2 separate regions of the Mus musculus genome follow, and region 2 is linked to region 1. Evidence: chromatin loops called from intact Hi-C (ENCODE). Cell type or tissue: heart. All regions are shown on one strand.

What was found. A loop is a pair of places that touch in the nucleus more often than their neighbours do. Peaks named below come from ENCODE experiments on the same cell type or tissue, not always from the same donor. Only the 100,000 strongest peaks of a DNase experiment are listed, where the experiment ranks them.
Region 2: it touches region 1 in a loop (2.4-fold over the local background); 12 of 42 quality-filtered maps call a loop at or near these places.

The regions. Positions count from the first base shown.
Region 1 is chr2:80,503,799-80,511,798 of GRCm38, reverse strand. It overlaps Nckap1 (NCK-associated protein 1), which reads left to right. Exons shown (of 31, transcript NM_016965.3): 27 at 2,994-3,087; 28 at 4,862-4,978; 29 at 5,517-5,626. Among named protein-coding and RNA genes, the nearest start is that of Gm24461, 51 kb to the left of the region's middle. In heart, no CTCF peak of the experiment used is centred here; no DNase peak of the experiment used is centred here; H3K27ac peaks cover 1,446 bases.
Region 2 is chr2:80,343,866-80,351,865 of GRCm38, reverse strand. Dnajc10 (DnaJ heat shock protein family (Hsp40) member C10) reads right to left here. Exons shown (of 23, transcript NM_024181.2): 16 at 7,848-7,949; 17 at 6,787-6,942; 18 at 5,221-5,354; 19 at 4,469-4,522; 20 at 4,071-4,218; 21 at 2,478-2,597; 22 at 1,133-1,237. Among named protein-coding and RNA genes, the nearest start is that of Dnajc10, 32 kb to the right of the region's middle. In heart, no CTCF peak of the experiment used is centred here; no DNase peak of the experiment used is centred here.

The sequences.
Region 1 (8,000 bases):
GAGACAGCTATAACAGGCTTCTGTCAGTAAGCACTTGTTGGCAAGTTGATCGCTTTTTAAGGGTTTATAGTTAATTTGTTTTAAAATTTAAGATCCATGTGATCAAAACCACAGATTTAATTCCAGCTGTGATTTTGTAGTAAATTTAAATCACATGATATACAAGGAGACACAGTTATTGCAAGTGTCCATGTTTGAGACATGATGTGTGTATCTGTCTTCTCTCCTTTCTGTCTGTCCATCCCAGGGATCAAACCAAGGTTGTCAGGCTTGGTGGCAAAAGCCTCTGTCTAATGAACCATTTTGACAGACTGCCTCGCATATCTCGACTCTTGAACAGTGTTCACGTTTCAAAATGATGTCTTTCAAACTGTAGGGTGGGATGGGGTTTGAGTGTCTTCCTGTGCAGCTCAGACTGGCTGTCCACTCTAAATAATCCTCCTGCCTCTGCCTTAGCCTTCCAAATGCTGGGATTACAGATTTATGCCATTGTGCTTGCTTTATTCAAATGGCTTATCTACCACTCTGCTTCCATTATCTGCCTCTCTTCATATGTCTCTTCTGACCTAACAGTCTATGAGCATTCTCTCAGGCTCCATTTACCTCTTCCTTAATTCTACTTGAAACTCTTCCCTTTTCTGTCTCTGCCTTTGGAAGTCCTGCCTGTCTGTGAGGCCAGGTTCACTTGCCATTTTCTAAGAACCTAGATTCCTCAATGATAAAAAAGTTTTTTCTTAGTGCTAGTAGACAATTTTTTTATTTTTCTTCTGCCCATATTTATACTAGATAATAAACAACTTAAAGGCCTTGTTTCTTTTCATTTTTGGTTTTCCTATAATGCTATATAGAAGTTAGCACTTGAGAGTAATGATTGTTCTATAATTTTATGACTGAAACTATGAATAGAGCAGAAAATGAGTTTTTCTAAGTAGAAATAAAATACAAGGTTAAATAGTTCTTATGAGCACACTGATGTTTGGGTGCTGAGAATTCTAATATAGTGCCCGAATTGAATTAATTATCCAATTCTTATTACTTAGTATAATTTTTAAATTGAGTTTTTAGCAAACTTTCAATAAAAAAAAAATGACTTGATTTGAAGATCCCAAACATAATTTTTAGCAGCTTTATTCTTGTGTCATAAAAGATGCTCATCTAAAGTGTACAGTTCCATGGTTTTGAATATAGTCACAGAGTCATGGCCATCACAGGTCACAATTAGTTTTAGAATAGTTTTGTCATCCCCAAGTGCATCAGTACCCAGGGCAGGAGCTCCCCACTTTCAGCTCACTCCCCATCTTAGATGATAGCTACGTCTCTGAAGTCATCCCTCTTTGAGTACTGTGTGTAAATCATTTAACGGAGAGTTTTTTGATTTCGATGTCTTTAACTTAGCATGTTTTCATGGCCCACCATGTTTCAGCATGTGTTAGCACAGTACTTTATTTTTTAGTGTTTTATTGGATGAATGTACTAGTTTGTTTATTCAGTTATCAATTACAGATGTGGGTTGTCTTTACTTTCTAGATGTTGTAAATAATGCTACCTTTTTATCCATGTTGATGTTTTTGGTCTCTTATATAACAAATGGATTCTGTAGAAACTGTTTAGCTTTGAGGAACCACCAAACAGATGGGCTGTGGCGAGACTGGTTTATATTGCTAACAAGGAGGGTGCCAGGGTTTTCTCTATCCAGTCCTTGTCTTCATGTTGAGAGCCATTTTAGTAGGTGTGCAGAGGTATCACGCTGGTTTGGTTTGCATCTCCTTCATTCTCGAGGCTGCCACACGTCTGTGATGTGTCTGTATGGCTTCTTTAGAGAGAGGTTTGTCTGGATCCTTTGCCCATTTTTAGACCGTGTGTCGCCTGTGTTTGCAGAGTTGGATCTCTCCTTTCACTCTTGCCTGGCCTGGGGGTTGAACTCCATCGCCGGGTTTATGCCAGGGGAAAATCCTTTTCCCATTGAGCTGTCACTGGCCTGCATCATTTTATTTTTGAACTATCAAGCAGTAATACATCTTCAGTAGAATCATGGTTCTGAGTTCTCTTTTCAGTTTCTTGCTAGTATCCAAGAATCACAGAACTCTTTCATTTCAGCGTACTTTGACTTATCTGTTTTTTCTTTTGTTTACAGTTTTGCTGTCAAACAAACAAATATTGTCTTGACAAAGGTCATCAGAATTTATGCCTGTATTTTCTTCTAAATTTTTGAAATTTTAGCTTTTACATTTATATCTTTGATGCACTTTGAAATTCAGTTGGTGTATTGTGAGCAGTGTGCGTCTCTGCAACTTAGTTCATGGTTGTTTCTATTTGAGCTTTATTATCTGTTAATATCAATGATAGCCAACTATGTATACAGGTTTTAATTAGAATACCACTCAGCATATCTTGAATGATTAAAATCTATGCATGATAGAAAATTATTAGATTGCTTTATCAGATTCTTAGGTTTTTAATTTTTTTCCTGTAATTAATTTGCTATGTTTATGGCTCTGATTAAGCATTGAATCCCTGAAGTTTTTCACTAAGTAACTGTGGATGTAAGCATAGGTTCAGTCATAATAACTGGCTTTCGGTGTTGACTCTAGCCAGGCTGAGCTGGTGCTCCTTCTGTAGCCAGGCTGGCCTTGAACTCTCAAGTGCAGATATATAGGTGTGAGCCACCACAACTGGCTTTCTTTCTCTCTTTTGACTTGATATTTTACTTCCATCTTTGCAAGACAAAAAGTATCTTTAGGATGATTCTGTGGAGCTTGCCACAGAGAGGCTGCAAGCCTTGTTTGCACAGTGGGAAGTTACAAAGAGCAGGGTTGGAGCGTTGTCTGGTGTGGGTTACCTGCACTGTCAGCCCTGCTTCAGCCAAGGTGCTGAAATCTTCTAGTAGGTTCGTGGGCAGACTGATGGACACCATAGACATTTTCTTACTAAAGTAAACTTTCTCAGACGTTTGTTAAAATATTTATCTCTTTGTAATTGCTGTATTTTGTCAGGTTGCAATGAATGTGTATGAGCTGTCCTCGGCTGCTGGGTTACCATGTGAGATTGATCCTGCCTTAGTCGTAGCTCTTTCCTCACAAAAATCAGGTAAAATGCATTCAAATATGGAGCTTTCTTATTAAAATTATAGGGCAGTCTAGGTATACACGTAGTATTTGTTTTTTAAAATGTCTTATGTTAAGCTTTATTCACCCATTTATTCATTTATAATTGGAATACATCAGGATTCAAAAGACAAAATGCTTTGCTTTGGAGTTTTTGCTATAGCTTAGTCATTACATCCTGTCCAAGCCATACTACCAGATGAAGCTGTTAAAGTCATTTGGTGTAGATAGATAGGGCGGTGCAAAGAAACAGTGCCCTTTCAGCTGTAGTGAGTTCAGGGAGAAGAGGAAGAAATGCATAATACAGACTAAGATGGAAGGACCAATGTAATCAGAGAAAAAACAAGCACTTGGGAAAAAGCTCCTAAGACAGTGAAAGCGAATCGCGAACTGTGCACTGTTAGAGAGCTGTGGTGCTGAGATCGGTGTCTCTGAAGTCAGTGAGTGTGAGAGAAGGGACTGGACACACTTGATATGGAACAGCTCTGCTGGGATGAAGACATAGTGCTTGTGTTGGGAAGCATGGGTAGGCCCTACACACTACACTGTAGCTATATATACCCCAGCTTGTGGAAAGGACTTTGTGAGTTGGAGATAGAAGAAGAGAACATTTGTATGCTGGTGGAAGGCAGCCCTTATGGTAGCCAGAGAGCTGGGACTAGAAAATGGTGTCCTGTTTTAATTAGAATAGATGTTCACCATAAAAAGTTGCTACATTATATAATACTGACCATTTAGAAATTTTAAAACCAGTTCTTTGAAACATAGTATCAACTATGTTCCAAATCTTGGTTTCTCTACAGTGTGAATAAGGTGGGGTGGTTTTTTTTGTTATTGTTGATGATGTTTTTTGTTTGATTGGTTTGGTTTTGGTATTGAAATGCCTTCTCCACCCTTTTGATTTTAATTTCTTTTTAAATTTTTCACTTACTTAATGTATATGAATAATTTGCCTGCACTTATGTGCACTGTGTGCATGCCTGGTACCCAAGGAGTGAAGACGAGGGCATCAGCCTCAGAGCGGGAATTACAGACCATTGGGAGCCATCATGTGGGTGCTGAGAACTGAACTCGGGTCCTCTGCAAGAGCAGCAAGTGCTCTTAGCCACTAAGCCCCTTTTCTACTCTTTTAAGCCAACTTGCAGTCATTGAGTTTATTAGTTTTCTTTTTAATTACACTGTTTTTCCTAATTCAAATAATATATAAATTATTGCTTATAGGTATTTTTATGATCAACCAAAGTTTTAAAAATATACTGTGTTTTTGTTTTCTTGTGATCAATCCATAGTTTCATATAATTGCCAACTGCTGGGTAACTAGAAGTTCTCAGATGTCAGATAAGAAGCCAAGTGCTAGACAGAGCTATTTAAATACGCTAGGTATTTTATTAAAGGTTATTGTTCTTATAGCTACTGAGTATGTTAGATACTTTCATTCATAACTGCTTCCTTCTGTCTTCTAGAATGGAGAAATAAGTAACGCAGTCCCCTTTTCAATACTGGTAACCTTTAAGCAGTGTATTTATATATTCTTAGCTAGCCTAGGGAAAGAAAGGAATTGTTTTTCTTTTAGTGAATTTTCAGATAATAAGATAAGAAATTTATAAATAGTAATATGTATGGTATTCTCATAATTATTCATCAGTTTTCAATTAGGAAATTTAAGTAGTTTATTACCTTTATTTTTTAGGTTAGATTATTAACTTTCAAATAATCTGGAGGAAAGCTTGATTTTCACTCCTTGATTTCTTCTGCAGAGAACATTAGTCCAGAGGAAGAATACAAGATCGCTTGTCTCCTGATGGTCTTTGTAGCAGTTTCCTTGCCTACACTGGCCAGCAATGTAATGTCACAGTACAGCCCTGCAATAGAAGGTACTTGGTTTACAATTGTAACAATGAAAGAACATTGGCTTTAGTGTTACATGTATTTTTCTCTCTGGGTAATGTTCTTTTCTGATAAAATAGTGCTCAAATTCTGCCAAACAGTAGCTTTGGAGTGGGCATCCTAATTTTCTGAACTGTGAAATGTTGTGTAGTTCAGCTGAGAGGTGCAGCAGAGGGTAGTGTGTGTGTTCAGACAGTGGGGTATTTTAGGGCCTGAGAAGGCGTGCCTTAAAATAACTTAGCCCTTATCATTTACAGTTCCAAGGGGTAGGACGAAGCATCATGTCTTTCTAGAGTGTTTGCCTACTAATGAAGTACTGACGTGGTCATTAGTTGCATCCTTGCTGGGATATTTAAAAACATGCATGCTCATAAAATAAAAAGAGTAAGTCACTGTGGACCCTAATTCTTAGTCAGTCATGCTGCCATTCGCGTGGTCTGAGGAGTCACTAAAGCATGCTGTCTGTGTGTTACAATAATATTTTGTGGTCATGCAGACTACACAGCCCTGTTTGTTCTCTCCCAGGACACTGCAACAATATACATTGTTTGGCCAAAGCCATCAACCAGATTGCTGCAGCTTTGTTTACAATTCACAAAGGAAGTATTGAAGACCGACTTAAGGAATTCCTGGCGGTATGTCTAATCAAATAGCTTGACATTTTACAAAGAAAACAAAAAGTTATGCCTATGTTATACAACAGTAAATTCCCATCATTTTTACATCTTATTTAGTGTTCTCCAAAGACATTTTTGTTCTCAGTTTATTAAGTATTAAATCTTGTTTCTTTTTTAATGTTTTGGTTTTAGAAAGATAGATTGCATCAAGGTTATCATTGTTTTCCCTCTAGCTTGGGGTCTTTCCTTCCAGAGCTCTGCTATGTGGCCTGTTTGCTGAAAATAATGTTTGAGAGGTGCAGCAGAGGGTAGTGTGTGTGTTCAGACAGTGGGGTATTTTAGGGTCTGAGAAGGCGTGCCTTAAAATAACTTAGCCCTTATCATTTACAGTTCCAAGGGGTAGGACGATTGTAGAGATTGTCTTCACATTCAAAAGATGTTTTTTTCTTCAAAGAAAGTGGAAGCCTAGAGAGCTAATGTGTTCTTTAAAAGATGCAATTTCGAAAAAACAAAACAAAACAAAAGGCCAGGCAGTGATGGCACACGCCTTTAATCCCAGCTTTTGGGAGGCAGAGAGGCAGGCAAATTTCTTAGTTCAAGGCCAGCCTGGTCTACAGAATGAGTTCCAGGACAACCAGGTCTACACAGAGAAACCCTATCTCGAAAAACCAAAATAAATAAATAAAATAAAATAAAATAAAATAAAATAAAATAAAATAAAATAAAAAAGGATTATTTGCCTCTCAGTTCCCAGACCTACAATGTACAGCTCATAACCACTTGTAACTCCTGTCCCAGGAACTGGCCAGCATGGGTACTACACACACACACACACACACATACACACACCACACACATTTATTCAGGTACTCACACGAAAAATAAAAATAAATATCTAAAACAGTAGCAGAAGGTATGTTTCCTTATTCCTACTTATTTGAAGAAATACTATTAATAGGTACAAAGTCAGCAATAAAAGTATGACTCACAGGGCTATGGCAGTTACGGATACTTACTGCTCTTCCAAAGGTTCAGCTCCTAGCACCCACATTAGACATCTCACTACCTCACTACAGTTCACTACAGTTCTTGGGATTTGATGCCCACTTGTACACAGTCATGAAGGCATATACATATGCACATAAACAAACAAACAAACCATAAAATTACATGTGGCTTGCTACCAAAAGAGAGTAATGTTAAATCTGTCACCAGACATGGTTTAGTGCAGTATTTTTCTTTACCAATGCTTCTTTTTCATAATTGCTTAAAGAACAGATAATTTAAGCAAAATGAACCCTAGAATATTTAGTTTTTTTCTTTGTTGAAAATCTTGTTGGTTTTTATATATATACACACACACACACACACATATATATGTACACATATATAAATACATATATGCAAATACAACAGTTATTTAAGAAGGAACTCAAGTTTGAAAACATTATTATAATTCTGTTGTTTTCCTTTTATTTACTTTACTTGGGGAGTTAATGTCCTTAAAATTACTATGAATACAAACCCAGATTGAAATTGCCTTATTTAGGATCTAAAAAGTACACAGTGTGTTCACCTCTCATGTATAGATTATGCTTTCTGAGTTCCCCACGCCAAGAGGGTACTTGAAGCCAGGAATAGTACTGAACTGTATGCATCCATGCACACACAGGAAAGTATTAGAGTACAATACATTATTAATGGAAATAATAGAAAGGTTTCACCAGTTTGCATGCCATAATAACAGTTAGGAGAGTGAAGTCCCTCGAAATGCTTTGTTGTCTTATGTCCACCCTTCTTGTGACCCTGAGATGACACTGGTGTGTGTGAGGTAAATGGAGGTGACGATGTAGACATTGGTGGACGTTGGAGGTGGGCTTTAGACAGTGCTTCAAGGGGAGGATCCTCTGCTTTGGGTGATAATGATCATTACCGGGAGAATATCTTGACTTGCTGCCAAGAGAGAGTAGTGTTAAGTGTGCCCATCAGACATGGCTGCGAGGAGTTCTTGGACATTAGTAGCAAATAACGGCGATGGCTGGGAATTCTCAACAGCCTTTAAAAGAGACCTTGGAAGGATATTGTAATTAGTTCTTACTGAATATGAAAGCAGTGGTGCAGAGGTTATAATCTTTCAGGGACCATGTGGCTGACCTCAGTGCTGTTTTCCACACAGAGACCTTACTCCTTTAATCTCCACCTTTAGAACCTATGCAGCGTAGAACACTTTGGCATACTTCAGTAACATGTGCTTGGTGCTTCTGCTCTCACTTCCTCTACTTTGTATTGTCTTCTACAGCCCTTGTGAGCTTTGTGTACTGCAGCATGGTCTTCACCAAGTAGTTCAGCAGGTCCTGTCCCACCAACTTGTCTTGTTGTTTTTAAGCGGTTT
Region 2 (8,000 bases), 160 kb after region 1:
GGAAACTTTGCTTTCCAAAATATGTTCAGGTTCTAGAATATTTACTACTAGTAATTCAGTATTTTATTTACACTAAACAACATTTAAATAACTATTAACCATATCACTATTATAAATAACATTACCATATATACACATATAAATGTATATGTATATATGTATATTAATATATATATTTAAAATGTTTTGGAGACGGGACTCCTACCTAGCAGAGATCTGCCTGTCTCTACCTCCAAGCGCTGAGATTACAGATGTGCACCACCAAACCCAGCTTGTGTATGTCACATATTAAAAATAGAAAATCTGCAATGAAGTCCAGGGTATACGCAGAGCTATACAACCACTTTCCAAACATTTCCTGTACTTCAGAGCCAGATTCCTTCACACTCTCAAGTAGTCATTGCAATTTCTACTCTCACCCTGTCTCGGCAGCCATTAACCTGCTTTGTGAACATTTTACATATATAGGACCAAGCTACCCACCCACCAATCCATCCACCCACCCACCCACCCATCCATCCATCCATCCATCCATCCATCCATCCATCCATCCATCCATCCATTCTTTCTTTTTCCTTCAGAGACTGGGTTTCTCAGTGTAATAGCCCTGGCTGTCCTGGAACTTGCTCTATAGACAGACCAGGGTGTATCAGATCTATACATCTCCCAACTCTCAGACACCCCCCTGCCTTCACATTCCAAGTGCTGGGGTTATAGGCGCGCGCCACCACTACCTGGTTTACTAATCATTTTTTTTCTTCAAAAATTTACCATGAAGTATGGATGCATTCTTCATTTTTTACCTTAAAGACTCTACAGGCAGCATCAATGTGCCACATTTTGCTTATCCACTTCGTTGGAGGCTGGCTGTCTTTCCCTATTTTGCTGTATGAGTGATGTTGTTATATACACTGGAGTCCCAGTTTTTTTTTTTTTTTAAATGAAAGAAACTTGATAATTTTTGTTAACTGGTGAGCATACAAATTTCCAAGCATTTCATCATCTAGAGTCTATAATGTCGGCTGTTATAGTTCTCCAAAATGAGTATGTCTTTGAATATTCATTTCTGAGTGGCATGCACACCATGAACACATCTTGGCAATCTGCCTGTCACTTGAAGGCTTAGTCTTACCTTATTTCTTTTTACTTGGCTTTGGAGCGTTTCCAATTTTCCATAAATTAAGGCAGCAATAGTTTTTGCATCTCTGGAATTTATTTGCTCTTCCCAAATACTTTTCTAAAATTAAAAACACTCATGTTATCTTTTAAGTACATAAATCAAAACATGACATTTCCACACAAGAAGCTTGCTTCCTTATACCTTAGTTTTTTGTTCTAATGCTGTTTAACTTTCCTGTTTCTTCAAGAGCATAATGCTACAAAAGTAGTTAACCCACACTAGAAAGAATACTACTTGCAGCATTAGCAGAGCACAAAGTGATTTCTAGGAAAACACATCACTGACTTCAAAGACTCTTATGTGGTGTGGTGGTGGTGGAGGGCATGTGTATGACAGAGTGACCCAGCAGCAGCTTGGCAGTAGAGCATTGCCCTTGTGTGTTTAGCCTTCAGTACTACAAAGTAAAAACCATGAAGACGAGTAAGCCATCAGCTCACATCCCAGTTTTTATTTCTTATAAAGTATCTTAAGACAAAATGTGTCTTCATTTATCTTTAAAGGACCAATAATCTTGCTGAAATATCATAGTTCTGTTCAAAAGCATAGTAATATACCTGGGAAGACTGGACAGTCTTAGGTGCTTTCTGTTAACAACTATATCAGCTGAAAGATGCAACTTTTCAAACCAGACTCTGATTTGTTGAGACCTTCCTTGGTAGAGCTCTGGTTTCTTTCACTGAAAACCCAACCCACCCAGGCACTGTGGAGCATGAAACCCTAACACTCAGAGGCAGATGGATCTATCTGAGAGGCCAATGCTAGCTGGCTCTACAAAGCAAGTTACATAACACAAACCAAAATCAAACCTAACCAACAAAGAAAAAAAAGCATATTGGTAGTAGTGCCTCCAAACAATTATAACCAAAGCAAAAGACTCCACTTGTTATCTAAGCTTTTAGTAAGCATCCCTCAAAAAATGCTGTTACTAAGTGTATTTCAAAGGTATTTACAAACTAATTTCTTAAGAAGAAAATATTTAAAAAACAATTACTATATTAAAAAGTAGAAAATATAAAACTGCATAGAAAATAATAACTTTGAATTGTATAACCCAGATATAACATATATTTGGTTGTATTTTTTTGTATTCATGGAGCACAAAGTCTATAAGGCAACTGAAACCACACAGACCAGAAAATCTTTTAGAATACCTTGGTACACCAGAAAAGAAGATGTCTCAGTAAAAAATATTTTTAAAAGATGAAGGGAGAAACTGGAAAGTAGAGAAACTCTTCCTCCCATATAATGCTCTAGGCTTGGCCTGCTGAAGGAAGGCGGAGTCAGAGCCTGCACACACCTTTGCTCTCTCGTACTGGTACAGTTTGACACTGGGGTAGGCTTTGATGCCGGCTTTCTGGCACGTCTGGGGGTAAGCCTGACAGTCCACTTTCCCGGCTCTCACTTTTCCTTTGATCATCTGAAAAACAAAACAAAATGAATTAACAGATCTTGCCACTTTCCAACATATTTCAAATATTTATATATTTATATAAAGTTTTTTTACTTTTAAAACTCGAGTTTTAATTCTTTGTATTCACACCAGATTGTTTCTACTTTTTTCCAAGCCCTTTAAGCTTCCACTGGCTGCCATTTGTCTAACATAAACAGCCACTTCTTCACGGGTACCTGGAGACTGTAACTCTGACCTCCCTAACTGTCCACTCACCGCACTTTGCCCACCACAGCCAAACATCTGTCTTTAATCCTAAGTGACATTCTTAATTGGGTGAACGGCTGAGCACACCACTTAGATTGTCTAGGTCAGAGATTCAGTCTTCCTAGAGCAGGGCGAGCCTTGCTCTTTTCGTGCCTTTGCAGATGGTCACAAAGGGGCTTCTCTGCAGAGCAGTGTTTCCTGTCATCGGCAGCATGCAGCCTGTCTCTGCTATATGGGTGTTCACCCTCCCTCATCGTCTATGAATGCGGTATTCTTTCCACTGATATATGTCAGCATTCTAACACAAGAACAGCTTTAAAGTCACTAGTGACTTGAGTTTGAGTTAACCAAATAGACAATTACCGGACTTCTTCCTGTGTGCTTTACGCTGCTGTCCACGCCTGCCTCCTGTCTTTCCTGACAGCATTTACAGGCCCTCCAGCCCCATCCTTTCCCAGAACAGGGAGCTCGTTGTTTACCTTCAGGTCACTCCATCCCACTCGTCCCATCTTTGGGTGTTTCCATGGTCACCAGTCTCTTAGTGAGATCTTCTATAACCCCATGCTGAAGAATCTTCCCTTCATTTGGTAATCTACTGACAAAGGGAACTGCCCTTTGTGAGCGCCTCAGGAGCACCTATACATAAAGTATCTGTCTTTTCCCTCTATGGTCCTTCAAGGCAGGAGCTAGCTGTACCCTCAGTTTCCTTTGCTTCGCCTATCTCTCACAAACATAAAGTTCTGCTTGTCCTTGTGGCTGTCGTGTGTCTGCCTTCTTTCTACCATCACTTTCCTCTACTGACTTATGGGAACCTCTCCAGCTCTAGGACAAGGAAAGCGTCTTTGCTTCCTCTGGTTTCTATGGCTACTGAAATAAACAAACAGGGAGACTAACTTAAGTTAGCAATTCAACTACAGGAATAACAATGTGCACATACACAAACACACACTCGGACCCTTGTAATCTGTCACTAAATACTTTTAATACTAGCAATTTCAAGGAAAGGGCAAGCAGTTTGAGGCTGGCCTGGTCTGCACAGGGGATTTCCAGTCAGCCAGGGTTATAAAGAGAAACCTGCCTCAAGAAAGACAGATAATAATTATAGAAACACATTTTTTAAATTGAGAGATATTTTTAAGAACTAAATTAAGAATTAGTTTACAATGTTTTAACCAATTGTTAAAACAAACACACATGTGTGTACAATTTATTTAACTAGACAACAATACTTACCCTAGCCAAGAGTTCAAACTCAGGAGCAAAATTCTGGCAAGGTCCACACCAAGGAGCATAGAAATCAACCACCCAGTGAGTTTTCCCTTGTAGAACTTTTTCATTGAAAGTCTGAGGTGTTAAATCTATGGATGCTTGGGGCAAAAATCTGCAGTAAGAGAATCAAACATTTTTTATTATACAAAAGCAAAGTAAGCATTCTACAGCAATACTGTAAGCATTACTGTAAGCATTACATACAGCAACACTGTAAGCATTCCTAAGTTAGAAATGGTTCAACCCTTGATAAATGCCATCCTTTTCCAAGTATTTTTGATGCCAGAATCCTTACTACATACACGAGAAGATAAAGAGCTGCAAATCAGTGTTAGACATCAACATGCACTTGAATCACTCACCCAAGACCCCAGCTTCTCAGGGAATACGCATCCCTATTCCAGCCATTGTAACTACTGAAAGAGGAAAAAAAAAAAAAATCAAGCTGTAAATAGTATTTCTATTACTGCATATGGTCAAGAAACAGTCTTACTGTAGGAATTAAAATAAAAATAGCTCTTGACTGGTTAATGTCACCTCCTATCTCTTTCCACAAAGTAAATAAGAGTTATATGACTTAAAATATATTTTTCTGTGTCTCTGTTCCTTTCCCCACCCTTAACTACTCAGGACTATACTTGCTTTTTGTGATTTCCCCATAGTAGACTCTTTTAGCTTTTACAGAGAAACCCATGGCTCAATTTTCACTTAATTACAATTGTTTTGTTTCTTTTTAAAACCTGTATAGTGTAGAATGGGTGGATACCAGGACAGTCCTGGGTTCAAATCACTGCCCCCAACCTTAGCAGGTGAGCGGTAAGTCTGATGGGTTAGTTCTTTCTCAGCAGTGGTAGGAGGGTGTGATTCCCACCCCCACTAAGTATAAAGACTGCTATGAACAATGGAGGCAAGGCCAGGCCTGGACTTAGGGCCAACTGAGGACTTAAACACCAGTTCTGTCTCTCACAGCTTCTTGACTGGAACTTCGTAACTAGTTTTACTGTCCAGCTCCCTCGTCTTCTGAGGGAGCCTCCGGTGGTGGCTCCCACTACATATCTGCTGGCCTAACTTACGTGTTAACCGTACAACCAAGTGATTATGATGGAATACTTACTGATACTGATAGGCTTTACTTGACTTTTGGGGATAAAATCTTATCTCGGGGTATCTTTGAACATTTTCTTGAGTACAAAAAGAATGATACTGTTGGCAGTCCACACTGCCTACATTGATCAGTCCAGTTAACGTCTATAAAAGAACAAAGTCAATACATGGGTCAATGACTAAAGCTATCTCTGTAACTCACAACTAAACAAAAGTCCTGCGTAGTGAGCCCTGTCTACATGCACATGCACTGTTTGTATGCACGGCCCTCGGAGGCCAAGAGCACTGGAGCCCCTGGATCTGGAGTTAACGATGATGAAGAGTGCTTGGAACCAAACAGGTTTTCTGCAAGAGCAGCCAATAATCCTAACTGTTGACTCAACTATCTAGCCCGCACCGCAACACAACTTTTATACGTGCTCAACAGCCATTGTAAAATGGGTATTTTTTAATCAGTATCAGAGAAACAATGGGTAAGGATTTAAAATATGCCATTTAGATTAATGAATTTGAATGCCGTAACTTTCTGTTTTTTTTTGTTTTTGTTTTTTCGAGACAGGGTTTCTCTGTATAGCCCTGGCTGTCCTGGAACTCACTTTGTAGACCAGGCTGGCCTTGAACTCAGAAATCCGCCTGCCTCTGCCTCCCAAGTGCTGGGATTAAAGGTGTGCACCACCATGCCCAGCTTGTTTTTGTTTTTGTTTTATTTTTGAATGCCATAACTTTGTAATTAAGAACTTCCCATAGTTAATAACTGGTTTTACTCATTTACTATGTAGGTAAATACATTTTTTCAAAAATTCTATGCTAACCTAGGCTGTGGTGACATAAGTCTTTGACCCCAGCACCTGGGAGGCGGAGGCAGGTGGATTTCTCAGTTCAAGGCTAGCCTGGTCTACAGAATGAGTTCCAGGATAACCAGCCAGGGTTATACAGGGAAACTGTTTCACAAAACAAAAAACAAAATGACAACAACAACAAAAACATCAGCAACCAAAATATAATCAGTATTTTTTAAAGAATCTTTTTTTTCTAATGAAGATACGCTTTGTCTGATTCAGTATTTTAAATTTGCCTTCATTTAGTACCTTACAACACTGCCTGTTTACAGGAAATTTATATATATGTTTTACTGTTTGAAGTTGTTTTCTACTTTGTTTCATTTTTTCTTGTTTGTTTTGGAGAAAGAGTTTGGAGCTTGGTGGCCCAGGAAAATCTTGGACTCCTGATTCTCCTGTCTCAGCATCTGAATACTAGTCTTATCAGGATTCACCACCATACCTGCCTGCAAAGCTATTTTAAAGACCCAATATTATGAGCAAACAGTATCTGTAAACTCTAAAAGTAAAATGATAGAGAAATCTAAACAGAAAATGAAGATGCTCTGAGGGTTAGCACTGGTAGCACTTTGGTCAAAAGGATCTTAGACAGCTCAGTTAGTGGGCAGAGGCAGTGGTAACGATTCAGTGAGGTCTGTGTCAATTGTCTAGTTACAGGTTTATCCCCTGGTTTCACAGTGACTGTGAAGCAAACACTGGCAGTAGGTGTAAGATGTAAGGAAACCATGGTACTGTACCCGGGCCATGCGTTTCCATTCTGGCATCAAGACCTGACAGGGATGACACCATGGAGAATAGAAATCGACCATCCAGACTTCATCATGCTTTCTCTGTTTAACCAGCTCATTGAAAGTGCTGGGTGTAAGAGAGACCACTGAAGGGTTTCTGAGATCCTAAAAAATAAAAAGACTATTATTACACACACCAAGATTTTCATGTATTTCTGGCAAGTTACTGGACCAGTCATTTAGAAAGTTCCTATTTAAAAGAAATCAGAAGACACAGATTTTTTAAAAAGTCTATTATTAAGTTCGGATTCTGTCAATCAGTTTGTTTAAAAGGTATATTTTCTCACTAGTTTTAAAACCACTGTAAGCTGGAAAAAGAGGTATCCTAGAGGAAAGTGTGACCAGATCATATAACCAAGCTCTAGGGGTAATCCAGATGCCTCATAGGCCTCACTGTCTGTCATGATAGCAGGAATACGTTCTTAGAAGTGACCATTTAATGACTAACACAAAGCCTACTACTATTATTTCTGATATTTAAATGGAGATGCTACACACCTTTCTAGAGACTGTATATTCCAAATGCTGTTTTAACAGAGCCTCAGCCTGTATCAAGTGATACTAACACATTAGCTTCACCAGGACAGCAATTAAAACAAAACAACACAACATATTACTTTGGAGGACAGATGAATAACAATTACAATAAGCTACAAGTTTCAATTTCTTCAGAAGTTACTGAAATTATTCTAGTGTCAAGAGTGAAAGAAAACAGGCCCTTCTGTGCTAACAGTGACAGGCTTGGTGCAGGATGCCTGGCCTTGATGCTGTGAATGCATTGAAAGGAAACAGGAAAAGGGTGACAGGCTTCATGGAAATTTCACATATTCAATAGTAGTACCTCCCATGTACAAAACACCAAAGTAAGTAATAAAACAAAGGCTTACATTAAAAGAAAGGTTTTCAGAAAAGAATCTCGTGGCACAAAAAAGAATAAGTCCTAATACAAACAGTCGTCCAAAATACACATATAAATGAAGATTTCTAGCCATAGCCTAGGATTTAAATACCTCTATGAACTCCAAGATCTGTTCCGCAGAGTGATGTCCTTCATACTCATGAATACTGGACTGATTGAATACCACTGTCGTTGGATAAGCTTGGATGTTATACTGTGAAGAAGAAATTCACATAATTTACCTATTAGTTTCAATTTTGTAACA